Linked DNA regions of Homo sapiens: region 1 is linked to region 2. A link is an interaction called in ENCODE POLR2A ChIA-PET data of the cell type or tissue named here. Cell type or tissue: HepG2. All regions are shown on one strand. Links, peaks and the distances in the headings refer to the core of each region. The heading gives the core; the rest is flanking DNA.

Region 1 (16,082 bases), core at 5,202-13,201, 80 kb before region 2:
CCTGAGAGGCTGGCAGGGGTTGGCCTCTCTCCAGGAAGATTCTGATGTGGTGCTGAGGCACTGCTACTGGGATGTGCATTAAGCAGTTCCTCCCATACTCCCTGGAAGCCCAGCATCTGGGATGATGTGGAGACTCTGGTCACATGGGTCTCCTTTATTGTCCCTACCCCAGGAAGTGCAACAAGGGTAGTGTCAGCAGACAGACATTCTCAGAGTCCACTCCACTCCAGACCAGGTCCAGTGTTCAGCCATATCCTTCATCCTTGGTGGGACTTTCATGTACAGATAGAAAGTGAATTATGGGCAAGGCCTTGCCTGATGCCTTAAAACACTTGGCTACTAGGCAAGGTAATTCCATCCCTCCAGGGTATTTGAGCCTTCCAAATGTTTGCAGACTCTTATCCTGCCCTGTCCCATCCCTCCAGTATTGGCTGAAGCCTTTCCCCGAGAACCAGCCCCTTCTGTGTTGAGGTGCCCCACCCCCATTCAGTGCTGTTTGGTCAGGCTCAGTCGTCCCAGAGTCAGCTTCCTGAACCACTGTCCCATGGAGAATGTCTGCACATTTCACTCGAGACTTGGGCTTGTTCGCCAGATGTCCCAGAAGTGGAAAAAGGTGTCCTAAGTGCTTGCCCTTGACTAGTGACCACAGATAAGCCTGGAGATGGGGATGATACACTTGTGATGCCCAGGCTATGCCTGGGTAAAGCTGGGTCTTGGCAGGGTCTCCAGCCTGGGCCGACCTCTGCAGAAATGAGCGGGCTGAGTGGCTGGCTGCATGAATAGAGGGGTGGAAAATGCTGAGGGGTACCCAGGCCCACCTAGAACTCTGGGCTGGGGTCTGTGTATTTTGTTAGCCCCTTGCCTGTGCCATCTGGCCCCTTCTTGATGCCCCACCCAGCTGGGGGGCATCATTGGCTGTGCTCTAGGAAGGGTTGAAGGATCATCTGATTGCTGTGATATTTGGCAGGTATGTTTCAGTACATTCATGGGGGCTTCCAGAGGATCCCAGAGGCCTCGTGGTCAAGGGCCATGGACTCTGTTTTCTCATGGTCAATGGGCTGAGGTTAGCAAGGAGAGAGGTACAGGAGAGGGCAGAGTGGTACATCCAACAACTGGTAGTTGGTGAGGAACTGTGGTTCTGTGGTTCTACGGGAAGCTAGGGTGGAGTTTCATTCAGGCCTGGGAGGTGGTGGGTGGAGATCATGGAGCACTGAGCTGGCAGTCAGGAGACATGGCCCCTGCCTCTGAAGTTCCACGTGACCTTGGGTGAGCCAGAAGCCTCGCTGGGCCTCAGTTCACAATCTGTAAGATGTGGAGATGAATACCAACCTGAGAGGCTTGTGGTGAAGCCCAGATAATAACATGGATTTGAAAACAATGATAAAGACAGCACATTGTGAAGAAGTTTTAATTTTGTTTTTACCAATGGAGATATAAAAGGGGTAGTAATGATAACAGCCAGTCCATTTCTGTTGCTTTTTTCACTCATTTAGGACAGAGGAGTTGAAAGAACATGGAGTTAGGGGTCAGGCTGTTGGATTTCTAGTTTTTCCTTCCTAACTGTTGTGTGGCCATGGGCAAGTTCTGCCTGTCTTTGGTTCTTTGTGTCCCTGCCTATCAAGAGGGACCAGCAACTCCCACCCCTCTTTCTCCCCTGGGCTACTCACATGCCAGTGGGTGGTGTGAGCAAGCTCTTTTACAGGCTGGGAAGCACTTGGGAGTGGCATTGATGGTGTTGGGCTGGCAGTGATGGTTTTGGTTGCTGGGAAGGGTGTTCAGGCCTTGGTGCCAGATTGACTCCAGGGGCCATGCATACCTTGCAGACTGTTCCAAGCTGGATATTTTCCTGTGGCCCAGGTATAACCTGCCAGGCAACGAGGCTGTAGGGTTCAGTCTCTAATTCTTTGGCTGGCAGTCAAGGGCTGGGTGGACGAAAGGTTTGTCAATGTGGCTGTAATTACAGCTCTTACTTTTTGGATATTAAGTGTAGCTTAATGTAATAACTATGGTACAATTGACCCAGCATGTAGGGCTGTGTCTAGCTACTTGGTAGGCTGAGGACATAAAGATGCACAGTCACATTTTACTAAATACATATCAGAAGGAACCCTGGGGCCAGGCTTGGTGTGCTGAGTTTTAGCTGGCATTGTCCCTCCGGAAGGGGCCCTGTGCAGGCCTTCCATCCCATTGTCCAGATCACGTTCCATGGGCTGGGCCTGGGGGTGGTGCCCAGATCTGGTGCTGGCACTCAGGGTGTGTGGGCCATCTGTCTTCTCAGTGCCTTGTGTGTCAAGGGGTGAATCAGTTCCCTGCCTGCCACCCTACATGGGAGGAGCTTGGGTTCAGCATAAGTAGGTTCCATGATTTGTAATGTCACCTTATCATGAACTGACTCAAGGCCCTGTCATTTGACTGAGAAGGAATGCAGGGCAGAGGAGGTGTGGCTGTTTGAACCTGTTGGTGGGATTAGCAGAGACAGTGTTGAGTTCTTAGTCTTGAGATCTGTTGGCTCCACTTGGCCCTGGTTCAGGAGGAACATGCGTGGAACCCTTGTTCTCCCCGAGGCCTGCTCCCAGACCCTATGATGGCTCCATAGTATCCACAACATCTCGATTTCATTGAGCAAGTGCTGTGTGCCAGGCCCTCCTTACATGATTATTTCCTTCAAATCATCACAATAACCCAAGAGGAAGGTGCTGTTCCTAGCTCCATTTTCCAGATGAGTAAACTGAGGATCAGAGAATTGAAGAGACTTCTACATAGTCCCCTGGCCATAAATGGGGGAGCCAGAATGTGGGCCCTGCCTGTCTGACTGCAGAGTGGGTAATCCCAAGCTCAAGGCTGCCTGCCTGGCAGTCCCCTGGCTGAGGGGAGGTGTGACCCAGGGCCACACACAGGTCTGAAGGGGTTTTGCCTGGTCGTGGGAAGGTAGAAGTGGCAGCTGAGGCTGGGAGATCAAAGATGGCCACTAAGATTTCCACTCTCTTCACCCCCAACCCCAGGCCCTCACATTATTCGGAACACTCAATCTTCACCATGTTGAGCCTCGTGGGAAAGACCAGGGTCTTATGGGAGGTAGGTGGGTCGGGGAGGAGGGATGCAGAGATGGGAGGAAGCAGACATTCATGCCATGGTGACTGAATGTCAGATCTAAGCCAAGCACTGTGCTAGATGCTGGGGCCATAGCCGTGAGCATGACAGACAAGGTCTTGTGCCCTCCTGGGGCTTCTATTCTGGTGAGATGCAGACAGCACACACACATATAAACAAACACGAAGATTGTCAGGGGTGAGAAGCATCCTGTAGAGCATTAAACCTGGGTGATGTGATGGGTGGTCAGGCTGGCTTCCCCAAGGAGGTGACATCTCAGTGGAGATCTGCATGGCAAGGAGTCAGCTGTGAGAAGATCAGGACAGAGCATTACAAGGAGACAAAGAAGCAACTGCAAGAGCCCTGGGGGTGGAACAAGCTTGGTGTGTTCAAGGAGAGAATGGACCATGAAATCCAGCTGGGCGTGGAATCCAGAAGGGAGTGGCACATGGTGACATTGATGAGACAGGCAGGGTTCAGATCCTCCAGGGCTGTCCTGGCCAATGTCTGGAAGTTTGGATGTCATCCAAGTACAATGGGATGGCGATGGCAGTGACATGATTAGATTTGTGTTTAAAAAGACCCCTTTGTTGAATGAACAATGAATTGTAGGGAGCAAAGGTGAAGACAGAGAGGTCATAGGAGGCTATTGTGGAGTCTAGGTGAAAATGATGATGGTGTAGGCTCACGTGGGACAGTGGGGAGGGAGAGAAGGGATGGATCCAGGTGTGTTTTGGAGGTAAAGTCAGTAGGACTTTGATGGATCGCCACTCTATCCATCCAATTGCTCAAGCCAAGAGCTATTCCTGACTTCCCCCTTTCTTTCACCCCAACAGCTGTTTGCTGAGATGGAGGAGAAGAGGAAGTGCAGGTTTGGGGCAGTGGGCAGTGAAGATCAGTCTGATTTGAGAGGCCTATTAGACATGCAAATGCTGATGTCAAGTTGGTTGTGCTGAGTCTGAGAGGAGAGGCAGGGGTTAGAGACAGACCTGTTGCAACATGGCATGGCAGTGGCACAGGACTAGGTGACACCTAAAGCCACAGGACTAGATGAAATGGATGGAGAGAGGAGACAAGTGAAGAGGTCTCAGAGGAGTAAGCCCTCAGGCAATGCAGAACTTGGATGTGGAGGAACCAGTAGGGGAGCCTGCGAAGGTACAGCCAGGGAGCTGTGCAGTGTTTCGGGAGGCAGGAGAAAGGACGTGTTCATGGGAAAGACTGTTGAGAGTTGGCTTGGACCTCAGTGAGAGCCAGTTTGGTGGAGTGGTGGAGATGAGGCCTGATTCGGGAGGGTGGAGAAGAGATGTCAGATCTACACAGTTCTCAAGGGGTTTTTGCCAAAACAGGAAGCATGGAAATAGGGTGGCAGCTTGAGAGGGATGTGGGGGTCAAGGCAAGGTTTTTTAAGATTAGGGAGAAATCACAGCAAAACTGTAGGCTGATCCAGGGGACAGGGGAAATGTAATGATCCAAAGAGAGTGGGGACACGGACAGGAGAGATGACTGAGAGGGTGTGGGAGGTGGGTTAGGGTGTGCAGAGTCAGGGGCCAGCTTGATTAGGAACAGGGATGCCATCTTCAGGCCTGGTCCCTGGAGGGAAGGCAGAGAGGAGAGGATTTGGTGGAAGGACCCTAAGGCTCTTAGGGTCTCTGCCTAAATATCTGTCCCCAGACCAGACCTCTCTCCTGATCCTCCTGCCCATCTGTCTCCTGACATCTCTGGCCAGGTGCCTGTGAGCACACATGTCCTTTTCCACCTGTGCAGGTCATTTGACCCACTTCTACTGTCTTCACTGATTCAGCCCATTCTTCCCCAGCCTGCCTCTTGTACCCTTCCTCCAAGGGGCCTTCCTAGGTTACTTCAACCCACAGGGCTTTCTTTCTAGCTGAGGTGCTGGAGCCTGTGGGAGGGAGGCTGCCTTGTCACATCTTTTATGCTACCATTATGAAGCTCTCTGCAGCTGGGGAGCATGCTGTGAGTTTGTGGAGTCAGAGAGAAGTTGGGGGCTTAGGCTCTGGAGTCTCACTGACCTTGGTTCAAGTCCGAGGTCCTTACTAATTGTGTGACCTTTGACAGCTTAAAAAAACAAAAACTTCTCTGAGCCTCAGCTTCCTCATCTGTAAAGTAGGACAGGATTTATCTCTCTGGCTTTTGGTGGAGGTTTAATGAGATCATGCATATCCATTGGATTGGACACATTAGCTATTGAGTGCTACTAGCTCAGTACATCTCATGGGTCTCAACGTTATCCAATGTTATTCTGTCCCTTCCATTTCTTCAATGGGATCTTAGGGAGTCACGTGAGTTTTCCATGCCTCAGTGTCCTCATGTGAAATATAGGGACAATAATACTCTCCTTAGAGGGCTGCTGAATTTAATGAGTTGAGGTGTGGAAACAGCACGTAGTAGGTATTTAAGAAACAGCCTGCTGCTGACAATGATGAAAATACTAGTTACTGCTTACATTCCTGTTTCCCCCACAGAACGCCGAACCCCTGGAACTGTGGAGCCACCTCTGCTCTGTGTGGCAAAGGTGACCTCCCTGTCCTCTCTGGTTAGCCTCTTCGCACATTTACTTCTCGCAGTTTCCCACGGACCCATTCATCTCTGGCTGTAAGGTTACAAGGCTTTGGAAATTAATTTTAAAAATCACACTCTCTGACCCTTTAAACTTCATTTCAAATCCCCTCAGTGCCTTAATGACGCTCAGGCTATTTCGGGCCCCTGGGAGAAGTGTGGCTGACAGTGGCTTTTTAATTTACAAGACAACATAGGAACACACATGGGCCCAAATATGTATCTGTATAATGAAGAATAAAAAGCATAATCCCCTAAGTGGGCTGTGTTAGTGAGCATCAGGTTTAATAGGGGATTAGGAGGTGGAATTAAAGTTGCCCAGGGGGTACACAGGGAGACTTCAAACACCTTTTGGAAAACAAATTAACGTGGTTTGCAAAAACCGTTTTCCAAGGGCGGCAGAGGGTTTTCCTTGGGCTTCCCTGCTTTCTTTTGAAATGTATTTTTAACACTTGTATAAACACTTTGGGCCCGTGACATGGGGCTTCCTGTGCTCCCTTCGTTAGCTGGTGTCTCTGGGAGAAGAATTCGGCTCATTATCTGGGTGTTTTGATCTCCATGACTGCCGCTGCTGCTGCGCCCGGCCCGGGGCGGGCCACCCTTTTTCTTTCCTGTTGCCTAATGGTATGGAACCAGTTCGTTTGTGGCTCAGCCTGCTTCCACATCTTCCTGCCAAGCCTGGCCTCCCAGAGGGGCTCTCAGTTTTCTAGAGAACCGGAGTTCTTGGGCAGGAGCAGTAGTGGCAGCTGGGTGGCTGGAGTCTGGCCCTGTCTTAGGCTCAACTGAGAAACTGGCAAAATCGGCCTTTGTACCAGCCTCCCTGACCCCTTCACTTATTTCCCCTTCCCCTCTCTTCAGGTGCATCTGGAGTGGAATGTGAGGCCTCTGTAGGTACTGAGTTCCCCATCCCTGGAGGTATTCAAGCAATGTCCTGGTGGAGGTTTTAAGGGCCTCTGTGAGCAGCTGTGGACCTGGATGGTCATTAGAGTTTCTTGTAAACCTGAGATTCTGTAGTTTACACTTTACAAGTGGAATCTGAGCAGGGCCATGCTGGCCCTTGATAGCAACAAGGATCCCTGTGATAGAAGACGCAGTGCTGGGCTCCAAGCAGACCTTCAGGAACCCCTGTTCTACTGTCCTTGCTGGAGACAGAAGAGACACAGGCTTTTCTCTTTGGGAGGCTCCAGGCTTAGGCTCACCCACAGCATTTCCTTTAGAGATTTGATCCTGCAGAGACTTGGGACAAAAACTCCAAATTATGTCTACCCAAGTTCCCTTTTAAAGTCCACTTTCTTCCTGTGTAAAAAGGGGGCAATAAATAATAACAGCTAATACCTATTAGGCACTTGTGTGTCAGACACAGCTTGAAGTACTTAATCACTTATTTCATAACTTCTTAGGAAAAGGTACTGTTTTTTCCCCCATTTTACAGAGGAGGAAACTGAGGCCCAAGGAGGTCAGCCAACTTGCTGAAGGCTACACAGCAAGTAAGTTGTGAATAATAACATCTGCCAGTTGCTGGGGATCTGCTGAGCTCTTCACAGGAAGGTGGAGGTGCCCCCTTGACCACGCTGGGTTCTGCTGCAGTCCAGCCCTCCTAAGAGGTAGAAATGACATTAGTCCCTCCCAGCCTTGTCCCTCTTCAGCTGCCCAGGGCTGGCAGGAGCCAAGCAGTGAGAGTGGCATTTCTCATCCCAAAGACAGCAGAGCTCCTGCGGCCTGGCCAGCCAGTGGCATCTGGGCTGGGCTGATGGGGGTTCACATTCTGGACGTTTCCCTTACCTTTGCAAGTGGGCTGGTGGTTGGAGGTGAGCTTTGTGAGGCTGATTCATGCCGAGTTCACATAAGGCCACATGTCCCACATGCTGTATCTCCCTCCTGCCACTGTCAGGAAGGTGCCTGCAGGTGCGTGAGGCCAGAAGGAGGGAGCGTCTCTATCCTAGGAAGGAGTTTTTTCTGTTATTTTCTTGTCTGTCTAGTCCATGGGTAAGGGCATGAGTGGTCCTGGTAGCTTTGTCAGCCCTGTAATCCTGCTTCTCATGAAGCTGCATGTAAATCCTGTCCCCCTCTCTTCACCCCTGCCCCTCACCTGCCAGCTGTCTGCTCTGCTCTCACAAGGGACTCTGGTCTCATGTCACAGAGCTACAGTCACCAGGGATAGGCTGCCAGGAGGGAATAGGACATTTCTGCTGGGTTCACAGATCTGGCTTCACAAAGGAGGTGGAATTCAGGCTGAACCTTGAGGCATGAAAGAATTTTTGCTAGTAGAGAAGGGGCTGTCATTGTCTGATCCCATCCTTGGAAAGCACTGTGCTGAACTTGCAACAGCTATGCTTCTATTTCATGTTCATGAAGGCCTGTGTTGCTGTCTGCCTGTTATAGGTGAGAGAACAGAGCAAGCAACTTGCCCAATGTTCCACAGATAGATCTGAACCCAGGATGGAAGCACCCTCATGTTCTCTCCCCTCTGGCAGCAGGGGGGAAGCATGAGCTTCCCAAGGAGGCTTGGGAAGACCTGGTGTGTTGGCTGAACAGCTGGGAGGGAGAGGGTGGGAGAGAGGATAACGGGACTTGAGACTGGGATTGGTGGTGGTGGAGGGGGCTAGGGTGATATGTGCCCAGAACATCAAAGACCTCATTTAGTGGTGTGTTGGTAAGCATTTAACAACCAGCTGCTCTTCAGGAAAAAAAGTAGAAAAGTCTCTGATGTGAGGCATTTGCCAATTTCCATGGTGTAAATATTCCCACCATGGCTGATTTCAAGTTATCAGTTTGATGTCACTGAATACTAGGTTCTTGTGAGCTAGCAGGAGCTGGCTTTGGCACTCCACTGGCCTCATCTCTCAGATTCTGGTGCTTGCAGTTTATTTGGGAAACAGCAGAGAGGTAATAGGAGGAGAGTTGACATTGTCAAGCCTTTGTTTGAAAATGCAACTCTCAGGGTTATCGAGTCTTGGGAAAAGGGGATGGAGAACATGGCCAATTAGAAGGCCACTGCTGACTCTTGGGAGCAGTAGGGCTTGGGGCCAGGCAGGGGTGGGAAGGGTCCTTGGAAGAGACGGGCCAGATCCCATCATATTCAGTGAAGTGAAAATCTTTCCCTCTGTCCAGGACCTCAGGAATCTCTTGCTCTAAACATGCATTTCTCAGTGAGTCTTCTCAGAGGCAGTGCAGCACTCCCTCCTCCTTTCCCCTCTAAGGTCAGGTTGGCCCTAGAGCAATTTTACAGGGGAGTGCTTGGCTTCCTTTTGTGCATCCATCCAGTCCAGTTATTTAAAACCAATGACAATGACATACATTTCCCAAGAAATGACCTGGGAATATTCATTTGGGAAAAAATAAATTTTCTTGGAAAGAAACCCAGCTGGGGAATTGAGGATAAAAGGCTCATCAGCCTTTGTGCTCAGCTGTGACAGAGGCCTGCTGAGCTTCAGGGACATCTATGGGACTGGAGAGCATGCAGTGGGAGCCTCCTGCCCTGATCCTGTATGGATAAGGGGGCACCAAGGCCAGAGTGTGGCCAGGCAGAGATCCAGGCTGGCCCAGAACCAGCAACCCAGGCTTCCTGGGGGAAGATGGTTTTAGCTGGATGTTGGCGTATGGGCAGGACCTGGAAGGGCAGGGATCTCTGGGGGTCTGAGAGTGGCTTCATGGCTGCCATTTGCCTCTTCGCTCTCAGATCCATTCTTGCCCTTCCCCTGCTTGGCTCTGTATCCCAAGGGCTGGCCTTGCAAACCACAGGTCCCAGGCTTCCTTGAAAACTGACTCTGGCCAAGTTTGGCCAATGAGAGGCACTGACAGATGGGAGGGCAGGCGGAAGAGAGAGGAAAGGGTATGTCTCCTCCAAGCTCTGGCTTTGGTGGTGTCTCTGCAGCAGTTGTGTCTTCTCTGTGTCTCTAGCCATCATTCATCAGCCTCTTTCTGTGGCCTCAGCTCTCCCAGATTGAGGAGGCCCTTAGGTGACCTTAGTTCCTCCTGGGTGGCCCTGGTTTCTGGGCTCTGGAAGCACCTCTTCCTGCTGCTGTTCCTCCAGAGGGCTCTGGTGTTGCTCATCTCTGTTTGCCTCACTGCTCCCTGCTTGTCTTTGTAGCTCTTGCAACTTTGTAACTAGTTCACTTCGTTGATTTATGGGGCATGGACTCTGGACTTGTTTTCCTGCCGAGATCCTGCTATCATTCTTGCCTGGCCCTTCCTCCCTCATCCTGCCCTGCTCTGCCTTGCCCAGGATGGAGGCCCGCTGACCTCTAGGCCAGGTCCCCATTCTGTGGCTTCGTGGAAGCCTGTATGTTAGTGGAAAGAAAGGGTGAGGCCAGAGTTCAGTCTTGTGAAGGGAAACACTTGCCCAGGGTTATGCACCAGGCACCAGAGGTCTCAGCTTTGATAGGCCTCCAGGCCCCAGGTGTGGCTGCAGAAGGGTTTGGGTTTAGCAACATGCCTGTGAAGGGGTCCCTGAGATCCTTCCTCAGAACTCCAGGGCTTCCAGGAACAAAGCTGGGAAACCACCAGTCTAGTCTCAGCTTCTATTTTATGCATGTAGAAACTGAGGCCAGAGAGGAACAGGGACTTTCCCAAAGTCACACTGGCTCCGAGCAGACTGGCAGAGCAGGAACTCAGGCTCCAGTCCCCTAGCCCAGCGCCTTGAGGCTCAGCCTCTGGATTCTCGGTAGCTTTGGGAAGCACAGGGGCATGGGGCAGATAAAGGTATGTGGTCAGGAGAAGGCACCCAGCCCTGCTGACAGGCCCGCTTGCTGTCAGCAGAGGCCTCAACTGAACTAGTGCTGCCTCGGACCGCCCTCCTCAGGAATCCCTGCATCCAGATGCCTGCTTCAGGGTTGGCAGAGACCCATCCAATGCCCAGGTGCGCCTAGCATCCAGCCTCCAAGTGCAGGGCATGAGTGTGGAGACGTGCCCTAGATGGGGCTTGAGAGAAAGCCCTGAGCCCACTCCAGCAGCACCCTCCAACACCCTTACAGAGAAGGGCCAAGTTGCATAAGAGCTGTGTGGCTGCGGCTGTGCTTTGTACAGAACTGAGAGGGCTGCGTGCCCATGGGAGAGGGATGACTCAGCATTGCTGTTGCTAAGGGAGGCCAAGATGGCGAGCCAAGGGGCCAGGGCAGGGGCAGCGTGTGCAGAGCCCTCTGGGAGCACCCCAGTGTGGAGCAGAGAGTGCCCACAATTCCCTCTTCAGGCCAGTGGCCTGCTCGTGTACGCATTGAGTCTTCTCCCACATCATGTTGCCCCTGCCCCAGCTGATAAGCTCTCTTCACAGTTCTGCATGCTCACCAGCTCCAAGCAGCAGCCTTGGGTTTGCACACATTTGAAGTCTTTGGGGCATGGAGGGGTGTTTCAGGCAGAAGGTAAATCTCAGGCAAAGCAAGGATCCAGGATAGTGTGCCAATGGGTAGTCCCATTGGAGTGGGAGATGGTATCCCCACAGGAGAAAGTCCCATAAAAGACCTCTAGAAAGGACAAGTCATTACCTAATCACGCAAGGCCTTCAGCGACTGGCTTGCCCACACTTGAGTCTGAAAATCAGGGGCCATTGAAGGTTTTGGAGTAGGTGAGTGCTGGTGCCAGAGATGTGCTCCAGGAAGGTGGAGAGGGAGTGCACAGGGCATGTGAGTGGAGCTAGAGGCCAGCGTAGGCCAGGCAGGGTGGGGCCATGCAGTTACTAACACAGCATGGAAGAGGGCTGGCTGAGGACTGGCCACAGAGGGCAGAGTCAGGGTTGGTCAGTCTCTCTCCCTGGGCCTCCAGGGTCAGAGGGAGGAGCTGCTTCCCCACTGCAGGAGGGTGTGGCTCAGGAGCGTGGAGTGGCAGTGAAGAACACCTGTGGAATGGCACCATGGGCCCCTCAGGCTGGGTCTCAGTCATCTCATCTGCTAATTGGGAATAATATCATATACTTCCTAGGACCATTGGGAAGGTTGAATGTCTGTAGAAGCCTTAACACAGCTCCCAGTTCCAGCAGGTACTTAGGAACTGCAGGCAGAGCAGGCCCCTGATTCACAGACTAGCTGATGATTCCTCTCAAGGGTCCAAGCCAATACCCAGCCTTTCAAGTCTTCCTCCACACAGTCTTTTCCAAGGCCTCTTCACAACTTTTCTGTGGCCCCATTGGGTCAAGGTGGGTGACTGCCAGGGCCCTTCCCCACCCTCGGGGCACCTTCACCTTACTGTGCCATGACTTCAGTGAGCAGGAACCAGCCTGCCCTTTTTACCCACTGGTTACCGAGGGGTCCAAGTCAGATTTGCCCCACCCATCCCGCCCAGTCTCCTGGCTTGGGGAGACAGAGGGGGAGATTTGCTGTGAGGTGGGCAACCTGACCAGACTGCATGCACTTGCCACTTCTATGTCCCCCCTCCTTTAATGATTGTCAGGAAGGGTTCTCAGAGAAAGGCTTTTTAGTGAGGAGATACGAAAAGAAGGTAGCAGTTAACCAAAATGTGTTTCTGGGAGGAGCCCTGGGTTCTCTTCCATCAAGAGAGGGGCTAGGAGGAGTTTGAGACCAGCCTGGCCAACATGGTGAAACCCTGTCTCTACTAAAAATACAAAAATTAGCCAGGCATGGTGGCACGTGCCTGCAGTCCCAGCCACTCAGGAGGCTGAGGCATGAGAATAGCTTGAACCCGGGAGGCAGAAGTTGCAGTGAGCCAAGATTGTGCCACTGCACTCCAGCCTGGACAACAGAGCGAGACTCTGCCTCAAGAAAAAAAAGGCGGGGCTAGGGCCAGGCACAGTGGCTCACGCCAGTAATCCCAGCACTTCTGGAGGCTGAGGTGGGCAGGTGGCTTGAGCCCAGGAGTTCAAGACCAGCCTGGGCAACACAGAGAGACCCCCTTCTCTACAAAAAATTAGCTGGACATGGTAGCATGCAGCTGTCGTCCCAGCTACTCAGGAGGCTGAGGTGGGAGGATCACTTTATCCCAGGAGGCTGAGGCTGCAGTAAGCTGTGATTGTGCCGCTGCACTCCAGCCTGCATAACAGCAAGACCCTGTCTCAAAAAAAAAAAAAAAAAAAAAAAAAAAAAAAAAAAAAAAAGGCTGGACTAGGTTGTAGGGGAGCTCGGCTAAACCCCTCTTCTTGAGACCCCAGACTCCTTTCTGGGGTTCTTGAGCTGAAACTAGGGTCCTGCTGGGAGGCATCCTGAGGGCCACTGGCAACATGGAAGAGCACGGAAGCTTCCCTGAGGGCAGGTGAGGGGCAGGTGGGCATGGAGCCAGGCCTTGGGGCCCTTGGCAGGGCGGCTCCGTCCCTGGGAGGTGAGGGCTGCTGCTGCTGGCTGCTGTGCCAGCCCAGGGTCCGTTCTCTGTTGCTGCTGGGTCCCGGCTGGCCTGCCGCCTGCCCACAGCTTGCTTGGGCTGCCAGGCCTTTGTCTTCGTGAGTTCCTGGCTTCGCCCCTGATTTGGGTGGTGGATACAGATGACTGACACAGAGCAATGCTTTCTGGACACACAGGGCACTCCCTCCTCCTCTTGGAGAACGGAGGGTGTGTGCCAGGACAGAGGCTGTGCCTGGCATGTGGGAGAGAGTGAGCCACAGGAGGGTAAGGGCTAGTCCTCAGGCCACATGGAGAGCAGCATGAGCTGTTTTTTTCTAGATTCTGTAAGAACTCTTCCTGCTGAGTGAAAAACTCTCTCCTACTGAGAAAGAAAAGGCTGGGGAGAGTTGTCTCCTCCCTGGATAGTTCCTGCACTGTCCTCAGAAGCTGGGGAGATGGAAGATGGGAGAAGGAGAGTTGGTTTTGCTTAAGACTGGGGAGCTGAGTCTTAGGAGAATCCACCAAATCCCATGGTTTTGCTGAGGACCTGCTGGCTGGCAGGAGATTGGACAAGATGACCCTTTGGTCAACTGAACCTGGCATCTGCCTCCAGGGCAGCTGATCTTGGCACCATCCCCCCCCCCACCAGGACAGGTGCCACTTCCGGATAAACATTTGGGCAGGATGCCGAGGCTGGCCCCATTTCAGAGCATGACCTCTGCCGGCATCCCTCCAGGTGCGAGGCTCGGGACTTAGAAGTTGTCATGAAACAGAATCATGGCACTCTTGTCCACACTGGCAGGGGAAATAAAACTCAAACTGAAGAGAGTGGATGTAATGTTCTCAAGCGTAAGTTTTTCTTCCATAAATTTTTAATTAAACCTTTGGCACCCATTATGCCTTCATCCCTGGAAAGCTCTGGCAGATGCCAGAATTGTAGAACCATTTTCAACATGTGTGAATCCAGTGAGACGATTCACAGCTCTGTGGGGCACAGCTGTGGTCGGAACTTGAACAGTTTGTGGTGGCTTACCAATTGCATTTTCGGATAGTAAGATTGTGCCTGGTCTGTGTGCTGGAATTTGGCACGTCAGTGCTTTGCTGCACTGCTCAGAGGGACCTGGTGACAAGTGTCCAGGCCCTGGAATAGGTGAAGACATCAGTGGCTTGGAGCCCTGTTTTTCAATTCTCAAAAGTCTGTGTTTTCATTTTGATAAAAATCTGTTAAAATTCATACAATCTCATCAAGATTATCTGAGTACTCACCTCGTAACTTGGATTTACGGCACCACTGAAGAGACCCTTTACATGTCTTCGTAACGGTGTTTGTTCGATTGCTCGCGTTTGCACCGAGGGAAGGCCGAACACTGCTGAGGTCCACGGTACAAAGGAAGTTCAGTTTGCTTGCATTTGTTTAGGTAAAGTGAAGGTGGAACAAAGCTCATGCCAGTGGGCAGGACGGAGGCCAGGCACCCATTAGCTGGTGACCAGGGTCACGTTCATATGGCAAACAGATTCTGGCTTGCCATGTGGCAACTTGCTGGAGTTCATTGGCAGTAAATGTGCTGGGAACTATGTGAGGAAGAGATTGCTGGGATTAGAATTAGGAAGAAATGAACTAAATGTCTATTTAAGGCAGATTTTAGTAGCACCATGGGCTAATGTGGCTTCAAGTGAACAGGACAGCTTTATAGAGTTATCAGGTAATCCCTCATTAAAACTGATGCCTCAGGGTTGTGTGCAGGGTTCTGGTGTTGTATCAAGGCTGGTTAACCCGAACTTACAAACAAAGCCTTAAAGTTATTAATGCTACTTTGTCTGTTTGCATACATCTGTTTGCAGGCAGTCACTCTCTGCGTTGGTATTAATTAAATTGAAATACAGAAACAGAACTGGCCCGAGGCCACATCTTTCTACTATTAAACCCATTCTTGGCAATTTAACTTTAGCAAAACACATCATCTAATTTTATTGGTAGTTTTGTTTGTATTTTATTTCCAAATTTGCTTTGGCTTTTATGTGTTCAAGGGTGATAAATACAAGGAGTGGATTGCACTAATTTTTGTTTCTATATACATATCCATTCATTTACCCGGGATATATTGCCTGAGCTCCTGCTCCGTGACAGGCATGTTCTAGGCAGGGAGGATGCAGCAGTGAGTAAAGATGAAGAAAGCTCTGCCCTCGTAGAGTCTACCACCTAGAGGCGGAAATAGCCCCCAAAACAAAAAGAACCCTGAACAAACCAAAACCCCACAAACAAATTAGTAGATATACAACAAAATATTCGGTGGAGATGAAGGAAAAGTTAGCTGGGTAAGAAGATGGAGCAAAAGAGGCATTCCCCTTAGGCGAGGTGGTCTGGGTGGGCCTGTCTGAAGAGGTGACATTTACTCAGAGACCTGTGTGAGGCAAGGGAGTGGAGCACACCAGTTGGGGAAGCGGGTTTTAGCTTAGGAAGCAGGAAGTGCAAAGACCCCTGAGACGGGCATGTGATCAGTGCATGTTGTATGTTTCAATTATGCTGAGAATGAAGATTTTATATTCGTCAGCACATGGGGGTTTGGGAGCCTGCAGCAAGAGGTGGGGTAGCTAGCCTAGTGTGGGGGCCTAGGAGGACCCCAGATCCAGACAGAGGAGAAGCCTGGGGGGCAGAAGGCTTCCCTCAGGCTTGTGAGCTGACAGGTCGGCATAGCACCTTGGCTGAGGGAGGGCAGAGGGAGGAGCCGGGGGGCACCCCTCCCCCCACCTGCAGCCTGTTCCCCCCACAACATGGGCGCATAGAGCGGTGGTTCTCAACCTTGAGCAGAATCACCTAGAGGGCTTGTTAAAACACAGACTGCTGAGCTCCACCCCAGGATTTCTGATTCAGGAGACCTGGGGTGGGGCATGAGAATGCAGTTCACCAAGGTTCCCAGATGATGCTGATGTTGCTGGTCCAGGGACCACACCTTGAGAGCACTGATCGAGAGCAAACGCAGACCGTGCCAGGATTTGCCAAGAATGACTGTGGAGAGAAAGTGAGGCACAAAGCCTTCACTAAAGGTGCCCCCAGGGGTTTGACTAGGTCTGCAGTGTCCCTTGCTGAACACCACTGCGTGTATGTGTGACAGGTGTTGCCCATGCATCTCAGTCCATGGTCACTACTGTCAG
Region 2 (16,082 bases), core at 3,077-11,076:
GGGAACTTTCTTGCGTGAAATAAATGTTCTCTATCTTGCTTGTGGTTACACAACTATATACAATTACCAAAGTTAATCAAACTGAGTCCTTGAAACAGGTGAAATGTTATTCACTGTAATTTATACCTCACTAAATCCACAGAGTAAGAATATATTTCACATGGTAAAAAACCTGCCAATTCCAAGTGCTAGTGAGGACATGGAGTCACTGGAACTGTTGTATTTTGGTGGGTCAGTAAAATTGTACAGCCTCTCTGGGAAACGGGCTGGCAGTTTTTTTTAAAGTTAAACACACACTTAACATATTCCAATCCTTGGTATTTATTCAAGAAAAATGGAAACATGTGTTCACCAAAAGACTTTTATATAAATATTAATAGCTTTATTCACAAGAGTCAAAAACCAGAGACAACCCAACTGTTCATCAGTAAGTGAATGGACAAATTGTGGTACATTCATACAATGAAATACTACTTGGCAATAAAAAACAATAAGCTACTGATGTACATGACCTCGTAGATGGATCTCAAGGACATGCTGAGGAGAACAGTACAGTACAGTACGTAGAGCACAGGAGTGTGCCCTTACCTAAGGGTTCGCTTTCCCAGGCCAACCATCATGGAAAATAGGTGGGTACGGTACAGTGAGGTATATTTGAGAGAGAGAAGGACCATCATGTTTGCATAACTTTTACTAACAGTATATTGTTATAATTGTTCTATTAATTTCTTACTGAGCCTAATTTATAAATTAAAGTTTATCACAGGTATATACGTATAGGAAAAAGTTAGTATATATAGGGTTTGGTGCTATCTGTGGTTTCAGGCATCCACTGGGGGTCTTGGAATGTATCCCTCCTAAGTAAGTGGGACTACTGTAGACCTTGCAAAATTTCATATATATGTCATTTCAGAACAAACAAAACTATTGGCTGGGGGAGGGGATTTGACTGCAAAGGAGCATGAGGGAATATTTTAGGGAGCTCTGTTCTAGATCTTGCCTGTGCTAGGTTGGTCTTGTCAATATTCCACAACCTGTACACTCAAAATGGGTACATTTTACTTTAAGTAAATTGTGCCCCAATAAAGTTTAAAAGAAGATGCCAACCAAACCCTTCGGTGGACAGAAAGTTTCACTAAGTAACAAGAATCAGGGTCTAATTTAGAAATTCTGATTTTAGACCCTCCTACTCTCATCGTAGGTATTCTCACTTAAACATGGAAAATACAAATCAATTTTCAAAAGCTTCTTTTTAAGGTGAAGTCAAAAAGTAAAGTCACATTCATTAGGACTTTTAATTTCTACTATCTTAATATGAATTTTGTATCTCCCCAGGGATTCTCTAGCTTGGTTCTTTGTACTAAACAATTATTGTGAGATTGGGAATTGCATTTTTATCCCAGTTTCTGAAAAGGTAAGGTTGTCCTTCTGTCTTCTGGAAATATGACCAGGGGTTAGATTTTCATCCAGGGCGAATAAGTCCCTTGTTTATCAGTCCATGTCTATTGCAGCCACAAGAAACTTGAGACTTATTTAGATAATTTCCATGGGGAAAAAATCCCTTATTTCAATTATCTAGTGGTGGTCATTGAAAAATTATTTTGCCTTATCTAGAGAATTGATTCACTGACCCACTTTGGTGTGGGGGCGTGTAGATGTGCTTTGTTCCCACATGGACACTTGTTGAGGGAAGGGGACAGATACTTACGGAGTGCCAGTGATGGGCCAGGCACAGGGCTCAGTACTTTATGAGCATAATCACATTTAATTTTACCCTCAGAAGAGGCCTCACTGGTAGCTCCCATTTTCTCCATGTTTTACCTGTGGCTGAGGGTCAGATTGGGTAAGCAATGTGGTGTTTAAGTTGTGAAATAGGATTCAAACCTGGGGTCTTACCCACCCCCAAACCCATGATCTTTCTGCTACATCGCACTATAGGAAGTAAATTGTGACCCAACTATGGCCAAAGAAATAGTCCCCCTCTTGTCAGATGTGAAATGCCATCTTGCTTGTGTTTGCCCATGGCAGATTGCCTGCATGTTTCCATGGTTTACAAGCCACCGAGGACCATGCGAGGGAGCAGGCCACTGCCACATCACCAAGAACAGCAGCCAGCAGGACTTGTCTCTGAAGTTCCTGAGAGTCTGGGCTGATCTGTTTCCCCGATAATTTTGCAGAGTGTGTGCCTCCCAAACTCTTGGTCCACCTGGAAGATCCCACAGTTTTCTTGTGAAAAGACCAACAAACCGTTCTCAGGGTTTCAGGAGCTTGTGTTACCCCCTCCTCTATCAAGCATGTTTTATGCTGGATTGAATTTCTCTCTTTACGGAGGAACTCAGCGCTGTGCTCAAAAATACCACCAGAGTCATGAATATTAAGAACACATTTTTCTTTCATTTTTTCTTTCTTGCGTCCCAGAGTTGGTCTGAGGCAGCAAACCCAGGCAGGTGTGTAATCCTGCACAGATCACCCTGGTTCCATGGGCTCCCCAGTGGGGCAGGGTGAGCTGGGCTGGGTGGTGCCTGTGTTGCTTAGGTAGACGAAATGCTTTTGTGCATGTTTGGAGGCTGGGGGGAAGGTTCACGGCCAGGTCACTGCGCCAGCATTCTTTCCTTGGCCACAGCTGCAGTGGTGGGCCCCCAGCAGGAGAAGCGCGGGCAGGCGGGGTGCAGGTCTTGGGAGGCTGAGCAGCAGCTGCTGTGTTTGGTTTCCCTTTGGTCCCGGGGATTTAGATAAAAGGGCTGCTTTTATTGATTGGGGAGATTGAGGGAGGGAGGAGGCTCTAAGAAGTCAGCCTTTGCCTTTTTGTTTTTTAAGCAAACATTTATTGAGCATTTACTGTGTGCCAGGCACCATGCTAAATGCTTTTCATGCATTATCAGGTTCAATCCTCATGACAGCCCTGCTGTTTTAGTCTCCATTTGACCCAGGAGGAGACCAAAGCTCAGAAAGGTTAAGTAATCTGCCCAAGGTCACACAGCTTGTAAAAGGTAAAGAGCCTGGAGCCCTCTGCGGCCTGAACTGCTGTGATGCCCGATTACTGCCGTTCTCTTTCTGCCTGCGTGCTCCATCCACCTGTTCCTCTGCCCCCAGAATGGTCTCTGGAGAACTCAGCCCTGCTCTGCATCTTCAGTGGCTTCTCCTTTCCCATGGTGCACAGTTTACCTGTGATCTGAGCCCGGCATGTCCTTCCCCCAGGAAGTCCCACTGAGTTGTGCCTTTTCCTCCCTCACATCTTGCCTTCTCCTGGGATACCTGTGCCCCAGACCTCCTGCCTGTCTCTCAAAGCAGAACCCAGAGGCCCCACTTCTAGGGAGCAACCCCCCAAAATTACATCTCAGCTACCAGCCCCTCCCGACCCTCAGCATGCTAAGCCTGGGTTGGATGGGGTTCCAGAGGGCAGGAGTTGGATCTTGGCTGTCTCCCCACCCCTGCTGCCCACGTAGGGGCTGGCATGCACACTGAATTGCATGGAAACACCTACCTTTGTGTCCCCTTTGTCCTTAGCACCCAGAGTTCCTTGTGGTCATGTCCTGCCTGGTATCATGCCAGTGTCAGGACTATCCCAGACCCCTTCCCCAGTTGGCATGGGCCTCATCCCTAAGGGAGGGCTGGCCTTAGTGGCCATTCCCTGCCTGATAATAAAGTCACAGGAAGAAATTGGCCCATTATTTGAGATGAAGGTGTTGCTCTCTGGCCCAGTGGGCAGGTGTCTTCCAAAGTGGGTAGGCTGGCTGCCTGAGGCAGTAGAAAAAAGGACCCAAGGGACTGCAATCCCAAAGGTGGAATGGGGCCAGGTCCTGGGCTGAGGGTCTAGCTGGAGTAAGATACAAGAATGGTTGTGGGGTGGCAAGGAGGGTGGCAGACATAGATCTGTGTGGGGCACAGTGAGAGGGTGGGGAGGGTGTTGCTGGGGAGCACAGGTGTTACCTGGCCAACAGGAAACCAGAAGTGCAGGGATTATCCAACCCGAGATCACAAGGACAGACATGCACTGAATGTCATTTGCTGAAATGAATTAGGACCCCAGCTGGCTGTTCAGGTTGCAAACGAATCTCAAAGTGGTATTATTGGGGGATCAGTGTTACTCACTCTAGTTAATGAGCTGATAATGCTTCCATGGAAACCCTTTTGCTAAGAGCTAAGGGGAAATCTATGTTATTTCCTTGATGAAATATTCCTGGGCCTCAGTTTCCTCATCTGTGGAATGAGGCCTATGTGCCACAGCCCTCTTGTTAGCAGACACTGCTCAGCGTTGCAGAGCCACACAGGTGGTGCCCGAGGTAGAGAGGCTTCCCTAGCCCTGTGCTGTGGGCAGTGTTGAAGGGCTGCCTGGCATGCACCACCTTGGATCAGCACTCCAAGGACAGTCAAACGTGACTTTCCTGCCTTGTTGCTATCAGACAGTTACATTTCATTGGTAAGTTACGTCAATTCTGAGTTTTAACAAAAGTTTCTGGGTGGGGCCTCTACTCTTAGGGAGTTGAGTCTGTTGCCATGGAAGGAGGTTAACCTACATTTAGGGTGCAGGTTGGTTCATTTAATTTCTATCTATCCTGGGAGAGCAGGGTAGGGGTGGGTGGCTAGTATTTTGTTTGTAAAATGAAGCTGATGTGGCTCAGACAGGGTAGGTGACTGTCCCAGGGTCACAGGTGACTGGTGGAGGTATGTGGAAGTCAGGTGTGGCCCACTTGAGTGCTCCTGCCATGGACTGCCCTCTGCTAGCCTCATCTGTGCTGGGCATGGGCCGGGCTGTGACTGGTCCGTCCGTCCGTCCGTCCGTCCGTCCGTCCATCCATCCATCCATCCATCCATCCATCCATCCATCCATCCCCTCCCTGCCTTTTCTGCCTTCCCTGCCTGCAAGCTGTCCCAGAGCACATGGATTACAGAAGGTACCAATGGGGCTTCCCTGCAGCCAGCCCTGTGGGGACCCACGGATTGTGGCCAGGATGACCCTTTTATTCTTGACCTGATGGTCCCCATGTGTGACAGTATCCTTGCCTTCTCTTTGGACATCACACTCTGGAAGGCTCTCGGTGCAGGCAGCTAGGGACAGCCTTGCCTTTGTTTATAGGTTAGTTCCCAATCATGGTGGTTTAGATAAAAACAAAAGAGAATGATGCCCTTTGGCCTTGCTGCTGGCTGCCAGGTGTGTGTGGCTTGCAGAGCATTTCTACACCTATGGTGGTATTGAGGACTGCTTTGCTGACGGATATTGGAGGGTCATCTGGAACAATGGCCAGGGCTTGTGTCACACTGACCACAACAGTCTGAACACCAAGGAGGCAGGATGTGAGGGCGGGCAAGGGTTGAGGCCTCAGTGTCAAACAGACCAGCGCCGACTCTAGATTGTACCGTTTTCTTCTTGTGTGACCTTGAGCAAGTTGCTTAGGCGCAGTGCCTTTACCTGTGAAATAGCAGTAGTGATGACGATGATGACGATGACGAAGACGACAGGCACTCACAATGTGGAGCACGTAAGCCCAACCAAGGACCTGGATTGTGCAGGGAAAGCAGCCCCTACATGGTGCAAGTGGTGGTCAGGATTCTAGTGTCGCCCTGGTAGCAGTGGGTCCTCTCAGCTCTCTCCCTCCAGCAGCCTGGGAGGCCGATGATGCTGACCCCACAGGACAGGTTCCTCCACTAGGCAGGCCCTGCATCTGCCCAGAGCCTCTTCTGCACGGGAGCCACATGGAGATCGTGTTAAAGCCTCGGCGTCCATTGTTCAATCAATCAGGCTAATCTGCCTGCCCCTCGATAAGGGGAGGGATCGGGTTTCAGGGAGATTTTCCCTGGATTACTTCTAGTAGCCGCTCAGTCTAGACAGGCCTCTCAGTTACAGGGGTGCAGACAAAGGCGAGGAGCGGGAATGCCTGGCCACGAGGTGGCCCAGGGCCCTGCCGGATGCCTCCTCTCCCTCCTTCCCTCCCTCCACTGCCCTCCTCTCTCCTGGGGGGCCAGGGCAGGGAAGACACCAACCTACTGACCTGGGGGCCCTGGTCAATCCAGGTGAAGGTGCTGAGCCCTGATGGTGTGCCCAGGCTGGACACTGAGGAGCAATCATAATACATTGAGCTGATGTCTAGGGAGCGCTTCACCCTGTGCCTGGCATGGCGAAGAGACCCACGTGGGCTTTATCCTTCTCAATTCCTGTGGCGCTCTCATGAGGAAGCCACTCATGATGTGTGCATTTAAAGATGAGAACAGTTAGGTGCAGGGAACGTGGGGTGGGGATTGGCTGGTGAAAGGATCGTCCCAGTGCTGACGGGACAGGCAGGGAGGTGTATGTTGACCTCCACCATCTCTGGAATTGAGGTGGAGGCCAAAACATTTCTGATGTGTCACTCTTCAGCCCACTTTTCCTGCCACAAGAGGACCCCGACGGCTCTGAAGCCTTGGGCGGTGTGGCCTGCATGGCCTGCCTGCACATCTGTGTTCTGGGTTCCTAGCCTGGCTTTGCTACTCCCTTGCCCTGTGATCTGGGCAAGTCACTTCTGGACATCAGTGTGCTCATCTGTAAAACGGGCATGACATTTACCCTGTCTGGCAATAGGAGCCCTGTGTGAGTCACCAGAGAGAACGTGTGGGAAATAAGTAGTTTTGGAAACCACGAAGTGCTGTGCCAGTGATAGTTACCAGCTCCTAGTACGCTGTCTGCCAGCCCTGGCTGGGGCTGAATGAATGAATGTGAATAACCTTCCTTCTAAAATAGGGTTGGGGTGTCTCGTCTGTTCCCCTTTTCCATATCCCCAACTTGTCCTAACCCTGGGGAATGTGGGGAGCAGCCCTGGAGGCCAGGTGATCTCAATGGTCTCACTCCAAGGCCACAAGGGAGAGCTGCATATGTGGCCTGTCTCTCCAGGTTTTCTGGAAGATGAGTGGGGGATGCTCCCTGGCCCTCACTGGCATCTGAGGTCATGCAGGTGCAGCCCTTGCCACTAAGCTATTGCAGTGTCCAGGCGGGCTGTCAGTGCAGGACAGGCTTGAATGCAGGGACTGCCTTCTCAGGCTTTTGGAACAGCTTGGAGAGGGGCCTTGAGAAAACATCCTTCAGGGCTGGAATGTGAACTTTGGTCATGTATATGTGTGCATGCGAGAGAGGACGAGGAGACAGAGGAGACACGTGGCTCTTCATTTTCTGACTCATCTATCCTGGATTTTAAACAGGATCTAGTATAATTCCACATTACTTTCTTGTTCTCCGTGCCCTCTACAAAGTGAAACACTTGATTCAAGAGAACGAGGCATCGCTCATTTAATGGATTAGCTTTTCCCAGAGCAGCAAACCCAAAAACCATATGAGAACAAAAAACGATAATAGCAATAGTAAAACTGACAAGTTCATGAGACCCTGAGGCATTGCTCCTCTGTACCCAGTGTCTTCTATCTCCAAGTCTTCTTTGTTTCAAGGGCGTCAAATCAGAAATTAACCTTGTACATGAACCTGGGGAGGGCAGAGGCTGCACAGAGATGGCCTTGGGTGGTGGCTGAAATGGTTCTGCACACCCCTTCTCTTGTACTATACACTTATTTAGCCTGTACACTGTGCTCTTTGGATCAGAGGGGGCTTAGCAAGGAATGGGCAGGAGGAGGGGGTCTCTTTATCAGTGAACACGGGAGCAGCATGAGAAGTTCAAAGAATTTTGAGACCTGACTCCACTTGCCAGCTGTGTGTCTTAGGAAGTCAGTTAACCTCTCTGAGTCTCTGCTTCCTCATCTGTGAAATGTGAGAGGGACAGGACTGAAGCTGTAAGGCCATTGTGAAGATTTGTCTAAGATGGCAGGCCTGATAGGGCTTTGTGCTGGGAGGCGAGCCCTTCGGAAGGACTGAGCATGGGAGCTGTTGGCAGGGCTGTGAATCTGCAGGCAAAGCCTTTGCTGTGGGCTCTTTGGGTGTTTGACTTGCCTGTTTAATCGGCCTTGGGTACCTTGACTCATTTCCATTTTTATAAATGCATTAAAAATGCCACTGGGCTCAGAACAAACGCCAATTTAACCTAAGCATAGCTTACTCTTTGTAATGGTGAGTCTTGAATCTCCACCAAGCCAGGCATGGCTGCTTCCAGCAAGAGGAGCAGGATTATAATAAAATCAGTATGTGTTCATAGACATTAAGTGTGTTATTAGCATCTTTGAATTGGATGAAAGCTAATCTTTTCCACATTCAATGAACAAACATGAATGATGTCAGTGAGAGAGAGGAGGAAACCATGCCCGTGGGCAGAAACCAGTGACATGCAATGAAGAGGAGGAAATGGAAGCAGCTCTGCCACCTCCTTGCTGTAGAACCTCGAGTGAATCACTTGACACCTCTGGTCCTCAGTTTCCTTAATCTGTCAAATGAGAGAATTCTTGGTTTATCTATCCACTGGGATGAAGACCTTGTGAAAATATATACTGAAAAGATGTTTAAAAAGTATAAATCATATACAATTGTATAGGGTTGTTATTGATGGAAGGACATGGTGGTGTATGGATAGTCATTGGCAACAGATGACTTGTAAAATTCTGTAGTTAGATTTTAGGTGCCTGAAGTGAATGAGTGAGTTGAAAAATATGCCAGGCAAGACAGCTGTTTACATTTCTAGGAACGCATACTCTGTGGTTTTTCCAATTACACATCTTTTACTTAAATAGAACAGGATATTACAAAATTTAACCTGTTCTTGTTGCCCTTACCATTAAAAACATTGTCAACAGTTGAGAGCTCTTAGGGGCCAAGCACTGACTATGTACTTTGACTGTATTATCTAATCCTCATCACAAACCTAGGAGGCAGATCCTATAATTGCCAGTACTATTTTATAGTGAGGAAACAGTCTCGCCGAAGTGGGGCAACTTGCCCAGCCAGGGTCATACAGCTAATAAGACACGGGCAGGTGATTGAACCCTTGAAATCTGTTGCCCTCCAGTATTGCCAGTAAGTCAACACAAACATTTGACCTTTCCCCGCTTCCTCCCTCTTTTCCTCCTCTTTTCTGTAGATAATTTAATCAAAAAATCATTGGGTTCTGGTATGGTGGAATGAGAAGTTTGAAAAATCCTCTCCCCCAAAAGCAATGATAAAACTGGAGAAAATCAGTAAAAATCACCTGAAAGGCTCTAGAAACTGAGCAAGATCATACATTTCATACAAATATAAAATGGCACAACCACTTTGAAAAACAGCTTGGCTGATTCTTAAAAAGTTAAACATAAATTTACTATCCAACCAATATACACTTTTAGGTATCTACCTGTATTGGTTTTCTATCGTTGCTGTAACAAATTACCACAAACTTAGTGGTTTAAAACAATGCAAATTTATTATCTTACACTTTTGGAGGTTAGAGTCCAAAAGGATCTCACTGGGCTAAAATCAAGGTGTTGGCAGGGCTACGTTCCTTTCCCTAGGCTTTAGGGAGAATATTTTTCCTTCCCTTTTCCAGCTTTCAGAGCTTGCCCACAATTCCTCGACTCATAACCTTCATCTTCAAAGCCAGCAGCAGCATATTGAGTCCGTCTCACATTGTTTCACTCTGACCTCCTCTTCTGGCTCTTCCACTTTTAAGGACTCTTGTGATTATACAAGGCCTGCCCAGATAATCCAGGATAATCTTGCTTTCTTAAGGTCAGCTGATTAGCAACCTGGACATCTCTGGGAGCCCATTATTCTGCCTACAGCACTACTCAAGATAAACGAAAATACGTGCCTACACAAAGACCTGTACGTAAATGTTCATAGTGGCATTATACACAGTAGCCCCAAGCTTGCAATAATCCAAATCCAGTCTATCGATTGGTAAATGGCTAAACAAAGTGTGATATATCCATGAAATGAAATATAATGTAGCAATGAGAATGAACTACTTATACATGTTACAACATGGATGAACTTCAAAAACATTATGCTGAGTGAAGTCAGTCATATGCCAAAAAGGCATATAATTCCCTTTATATAAAATTTCTAGAAGAGGCAGATCAGGGTTGCCTGGGGATGGGAACTGGCTGCAAATGGACACTGGGAAGTTTGTTGAGGATGATGGAAGTACCTAAAACTGAATTGTGGTGGAGGTTACACAACTCTATAAATTCACTTGAAAATCTTTGAATCATATACTAAAAAGTGAGTTAATTTTATGGTAATTTATAATTTGTTCAAATTATTTTTAAAAAGAAAAGCATTTATGCAAGCCAAACAGGGAATAGGGCCTGGCAGAGGTTGAATGCCATGTGAGGAAAGTAACTGAGTGGGTGGCAGCCTGATGGGTCCAAGAACTTGGTTACATATAGGAGGATTGACCAGATAAGTAAACATACTGAGGATAACAGACCAGTTCTCTCATTGTTAGAAAACAAGAGTTATAGATATGGAAGTGGGAAAGTTAGAAATGAACCCAGTGTTATTGGAGGTATTGATGTAAACTCATGGTTTTCAATGTAGGTATAGAAATAAGTGTAGATGTAAATGTATGATATACATATACACACACATATATGCACACACATGTGTTGCTTAACTTCAGGGAGATGCTCTGAGAAATGTGTCATCAGGCAATTCCATTGCTGTGTGAACATCAGAGTGTACTCACACAAACCTAGATAGTACAGCCTACTACCCAGGCTATGTGGTATGGCCTGTAGCACTAGGAACAAACCTGTGTAGCATGTTACTGCACGGAATGCTGCAGACAACTGTAACACAATGGTAAGTATTTCTGTATCTAAACATAGAAAAAGTACAGTAAAAACATGGTATTATGATATTATGGGACCATCTTTATATATGTGGTCTGTCATTGACTAAAATATCATTATGTCACACACACACACACACACGCGCGCGCGCGCGCATACTTCTGAGCTCTTTCGACAGAGCAGGCAGGCCTAGAAGCAATGACACTTATACAACAAATAGCATACCTAGTTGCTCCAATGATGGTTTCTAATGTCATTTTCTGCTAAGGACACCAGGACTTTGGAGAAACGGTTGATTCCAGGACTGGGACAGGAAAAGTACAAGATAGGCCAGGAGCACTGCATTATGCCAGAGAGTAAAGAAGTGCTCAAAGAAGGATGCAGACATGTCAAAAGGACATGGAAACAGTTTGAAGGGGCTCCCGTTGGCCCAAACTGGGACATTTGAACATCAAAATGTACAATATGGTGATGGAGTAAAACCCATTAAACAGCAGTCCATGAGCCCACACTTGGATAAATAAATGTGGATGAAGAGAAGCTCCTTTTCATTGTAGAATGCCAACTGATCAATGTGGAAGGAACGATGTGGTTAGAAAGGTCTCTATTTGGCAGTCATAGTAATAATCATTAATTCAGGCAAAATTAATTACAGTTGTTTCCAATTAAAAAGTTAAACATATTTGCATGTTATGATGTGCCAGGCCCTGTTGTGTGCTATAATTCAGAGCTTAGATATGTGGCACTGTCCCTGCCTGGAATGGTGGCAGGCCACGTTTTAAAAGTTGCTTTTCATCTGTTTGGATGGTCCTGCATGCCTTTGCTCCAGTTGGCAGCTGTTGTGTTCTGCTGGTGTCGGTGTCCACCTGCAGGTAGTCCTGCTCACCTTCTCACCGCTGCTCCTGTCTGCACCCGCTTGCTAGAGGAAGCATCACTGGCTCTCACGGAGGTGTCTTGTGAGGAAGAGGAATGAGCTTTCAGTGCATGGAAGTTGTGACAGTTTTTTGGGCTATTCAAAGACCTTGTGGCCTGTTTCTTGGCCCCTAAAACATCCTGAAGAGGTAAGATTGCCTGAGAGTTGCATTCCATGTTATCAACTTGTAACCACATTTGGTTTAGGGGGACTTTCAGTTTCTTTTCTTGGAGGTGCTTCTTCTGCATTAACTTCAGCAGGTTAATGTGAGAATTCACACCCTCTAGCCAACACAGGAGCCCAGGAGTTGACCAAGTGTGAATGGATGGTCCAAGTCTGTCCACGGAGTGAATTCTCCATAAGTAGCCACTTGTGAGGTGATTCCAGGGGTGCCATCTAGTGAAACACTAGCCAGATGATTCTTCAATGAAAGTATGGAAACCCTTGGTTGTCACTGAGCTGAGTAATGGCCTCAAGTCACACCTCCAGGCCCAGCAGCTTCTGCTCAGAGACAAATGCTGTTTCTTCACTTGCCAGTCCACACATTCCACAGCCTCTTCATTTGCATCTGGTATCCCATGTTGGCTGGGCCATGGTAAAACCTGCAGCTGTGTCTGTCCTTTCTTCTCGGGGCCCAGGAGGAAGGTGTGGGAACAGATTCCCGAGACAACTGTTGTCTATGGAGACCCCATTGCACTGACACCTTTGGGCCTATGGGACATGGCAGATGGCCCTGGGCTGTGGGAAGCTATCCCAGGAAGTTGGGTCCACCACCCACAAATAGATGTTCATCTTTCTGGAGTTGGGGATTTTGTTCCTGGGCTCATTTTTATGTGCTGTTTCTGTCGGCTACTCTCCTTAGAACAACCTCGGCAAGGTGGGGAATAAGAGAGAGATTATGCTGTGTCTGCATTGAGAGGGTCATTCCAAGATGGATGAGTGGCTAGCTGGGGACTTTTTGAATAGGGTTGGGCATGCCTTTTCTTGGCAGGGATTGGTTTTGGTTTGGACTGTGCGCTCTCTTGGGAAGGGTACTGGGGGTGTGTAGTGCCAGGAGAGGCCCCAAATGCCAGCTATCACGTTGAAGGCAGTTTCTTCCAAGGCACATCTATCATGAGTCAAGGAGGGTCTGCTTACACAACCCATGCATCAGGGTCTTAGAGGGCTCTCCTTGCCTTCTTAGACCCTGTCACATGGCTTGGAGAAGCACCTGTTCTCTGTGTGACCACCTGGGCCAGGCCCAGGAACATTCAGCCTCTGTGATAGGAAACACAGGCTGGGAGGTGGGTGTTGTGGCCTCAAGTCTCATATCTGCCAAGAAAATGGGACAACAGATGCAGACATTTCCTCTCTCCCTTTTTGAACCCAGTGTCCTCATCTCTCATTGAGGGGGCCAGATTAGAGGCCTTCCAAGGTTTCTTCCAGATAACATAACACCCATAAAGCCACCTGCCTGGCAAATCTCCTCAATAAAGGGTGTAGGTGTTTGTTCCCATGTGCAGCCCCTCAGGCACGGAACTCATGCAGGCAGGAGATATGTTTCATCCTTCCTGGCAACCGTTCAGGTCTTCTCTTTGTCTTCAGAGCTTTACGGTTTCACTACAATATGTCTAAGTGTGATTTTTAAAAAATATTTATTTATTTATTTTTATTTTACTTTTCCTACTTGGAATTTGTTGGCTTCCAAAACCCGAGGGTTAACAACTTTTACCAATTCTGGAAAAGTATCTGCCATCATCTCTTTAATTCTTCGTCCTCCTCCTATTATCTTTGGGAAATCTGATTAGATATATAATAAACTTTTTCAGTCTATCTTACAGTAAATTTTTGAGAGGAATACAACCAAATACAACAAAAACAATTACTTTTTGCTCACAGGTTCGTGGGTTGGCCCTGGAGGCTCTGCTCCATCCAGAGCCACTTGGTTCAGGTCTGATCCACCTGGCTCTCCTTCCAGGACCCAGGCTGCAGGGGCACAGTTACCTGGGTGAATTCTCAGGCCTTATAGGGCCAAGACAAACCACAGAAGTACATTTAACTTCTGCACATATCATGGCCACTCACACTCCATTGGCTGAAGAAAGTCACGTGGCAAAGCTCCAAATAAGGGGGTGAGAAGTCCACTTCAGCCATGGAGTCAGTTGGGGATTATTTGCTGAGCAATAATACAATCTACCTCAGCCTGTCATCTTTATCACAAATATTCACTTCCCTCCCTCAAGCAAAATGTACTTACTTCCTCCCCAGATGGTTCAAAAATTTCCAATCCAATCACAGCATCAGGCTGGAAGTCTTGTCTCCATCAGTTCCTATTCACCCAGAGGCCCATGAACTAGAGACAAGTATTTGCCCCCAGTTCACCCACCAAAAAACCACAATATACAGTTGAAGAGCTGGGACAGAGTAGCCACAACTGTCCCATTTGAAAGGGGGACAAGCAGGAAGCACAGAACAGGGGTTCACAGCAGATTCTTCCTTTGGGGAAAATACCGTGAGGTCTTCCTACCCTGGGGTTAGACAATATTCCTGGATTAGGTCCTGCTTCTGCTCTCTGGGAACAGCTCCCAGATCCACTGGCTCCTGGTTTCACCCTCTGGGAGTTCCTTCCTTTCCACCATGTTCCTTGTCGACTTCCAGAAAAAAAAGCATTAAAAATATACCCTCCCTAGAGTGGCTGAGTACCTTTCTCAGCCTACCTTCTGCCAATAGAAAGTGGGAGTCCGAGGCTTTTTTTTTTGTATGGGTCAGTTGTTATTGGTTGCATTTTATAAGGTGCTACAAGAAAGAAATGAACTCAGTAAAGAACTGGCTGGTTTGCAAACAGAATTGACAGTCCTGAAGTTCTTAGACTTTTGCAGTTGCAGAATGGAACTGTTTCCTCACCAAATTCAGGGTGTAGCCATTAAGATATAGCCATAGGTCAAAGACGAAATTAAAGCATAGCCATTAAGACATTGTCTCAGAACAAAAATCAGATTGCAGATATGGCCATCACACAACTTTGGTAAAACCTTAAAACCTCTGATTAGATTAAGGTCATACCTGGTAGATTGATTTAACAGGACAAAATGGCTCCTGTGGAAGCCTAAAGAGCCCCAAATACCTAGAATTAAGTTGAGCACATGTGAGAGACTGTGTGAGTGCATGCACGATGGATGGCTCCAAAGAATGGTGGGTCTGGCTTTTGGCATATTGAGTTGGGCTTGGCAGATCATGGAGGTGACACAGTCATGGCTGCCGTGCTCATGCAACTCTGGCCTCAGCTGCAGCTTTTAGCACTGTGGATTTCCACACCTGTCCTTTTTTCTTTTCTTTTTCAGCTGAGTCTTACATGTAAAGTTATGTTTATTATGTCTTATCCAGCATTTCTGGCTGTTATGGTGGGAGGGTGGTCTGCTACATTGTCAGGAGCAGGTCTCCGTTGCACAGCACCCTGACCTCACTCTTCCTGGCACACAGTATGCACTGTTTCTCAAGAAGCCTCTAGGACACAGCCCTGGACTCAGCCCAGGGGCCATCCAGAGGAAGAAAAGACCCAGTTTCTCTTTATGGAGGCTATTGTCAGAGAGAGGACAGGACATATAAACAAAAGGTGCATGAATTACATCTTGCGTGCAAGAGGGAGGCTCAGATGAAAGAACCTAGTAATTCATGCATTTTAAATGCATCTGCTGTGTGCAAGACCCTATGTTAGTGTCTTGCCTATTCATATAATTGTATTGAAACAGCAGCCTTTTGAAGTGTTTACAAATGAGGAAACTGAGTCTTAAAAATGGCAAGTGCTGTAGAAAAAGCCACAAGGTTAGTAGGTGGCTGAACTGAGAAGCCAGGTTTGCCTGGCTCTGAGGTCCACCCTCTCTTCACTGCCCTGTGTTTCTTCAGAAAACAAGGCATGGCAAGGCATAACGGGCTGGGCCAGGCTATGTGGCTGGCAGCGCAGACAGAACGACCCTTGGACAGGCAGACAACCCTGCACAGCCACGGCTCTGAGTGTGGCATGTGCAAGCTGACTGTGGATGTCAGCTGGGGTGGGCCTTGACAGAATTTCTCCTCTTCCCTTTTCATGACAGTAGTAGACACTCAAATGACACAAAGAGTAAATCTTTTAAAATGAGGGTGTGGGATGCAGTACACACAGGCAAAGGGCTGTGTGGTGTGGTTAGGACTGGAGGGGTACCGAGGCATTGTGGTCTTTAAGGTCAGGATCTGGAGCCTCTGGTGACTAGAGTGTGGATGCAAGACATTGAGGGACAGGTGGGTGTGGGTGTTGGTGGCTATTTTGTTGAGTGACTCCCAAATGCTCACCAGCAAGATCTTTTGGGGCCCTGGGCTCCTCAGCTTTTGTTTTAAATCAGAATTCATTCCCAAGGATCCCAGTGGGTTCATCACATAGTTTGGACTTAAATCTTCTCCTGCACCAGCAGTGTCCGCTTATACCTTTTCCATGATGAAAGCCCCATTTCCATCTTTTTCCCCAAGCACTACTCTC

Evidence for each region. Peaks named below come from ENCODE experiments on the same cell type or tissue, not always from the same donor. Only the 100,000 strongest peaks of a DNase experiment are listed, where the experiment ranks them.
Region 1: POLR2A ChIA-PET joins it to region 2 with 5 read pairs; 3 of 35 experiments call an interaction of 5 or more read pairs at or near these places.

Annotation. Positions count from the first base shown.
Region 1 is chr5:135,220,085-135,236,166 of GRCh38, forward strand. The region is part of intron 3 of PITX1-AS1 (PITX1 antisense RNA 1); the gene reads left to right. Among named protein-coding and RNA genes, the nearest start is that of LINC02900, 20 kb to the right of the region's middle. RefSeq lists enhancers at 7,413-7,913, 9,618-10,179, 10,656-10,815, 10,826-10,875. In HepG2, for the core only: a CTCF peak has its summit at 9,711 (motif pointing right); DNase peaks (open chromatin) are centred at 9,807 and 10,697.
Region 2 is chr5:135,301,922-135,318,003 of GRCh38, forward strand. All of the region lies in intron 3 of PITX1-AS1 (PITX1 antisense RNA 1), which reads left to right. Among named protein-coding and RNA genes, the nearest start is that of LINC02900, 62 kb to the left of the region's middle. RefSeq lists a silencer at 11,704-11,904. In HepG2, for the core only: no CTCF peak of the experiment used is centred there; DNase peaks (open chromatin) are centred at 5,129 and 7,080.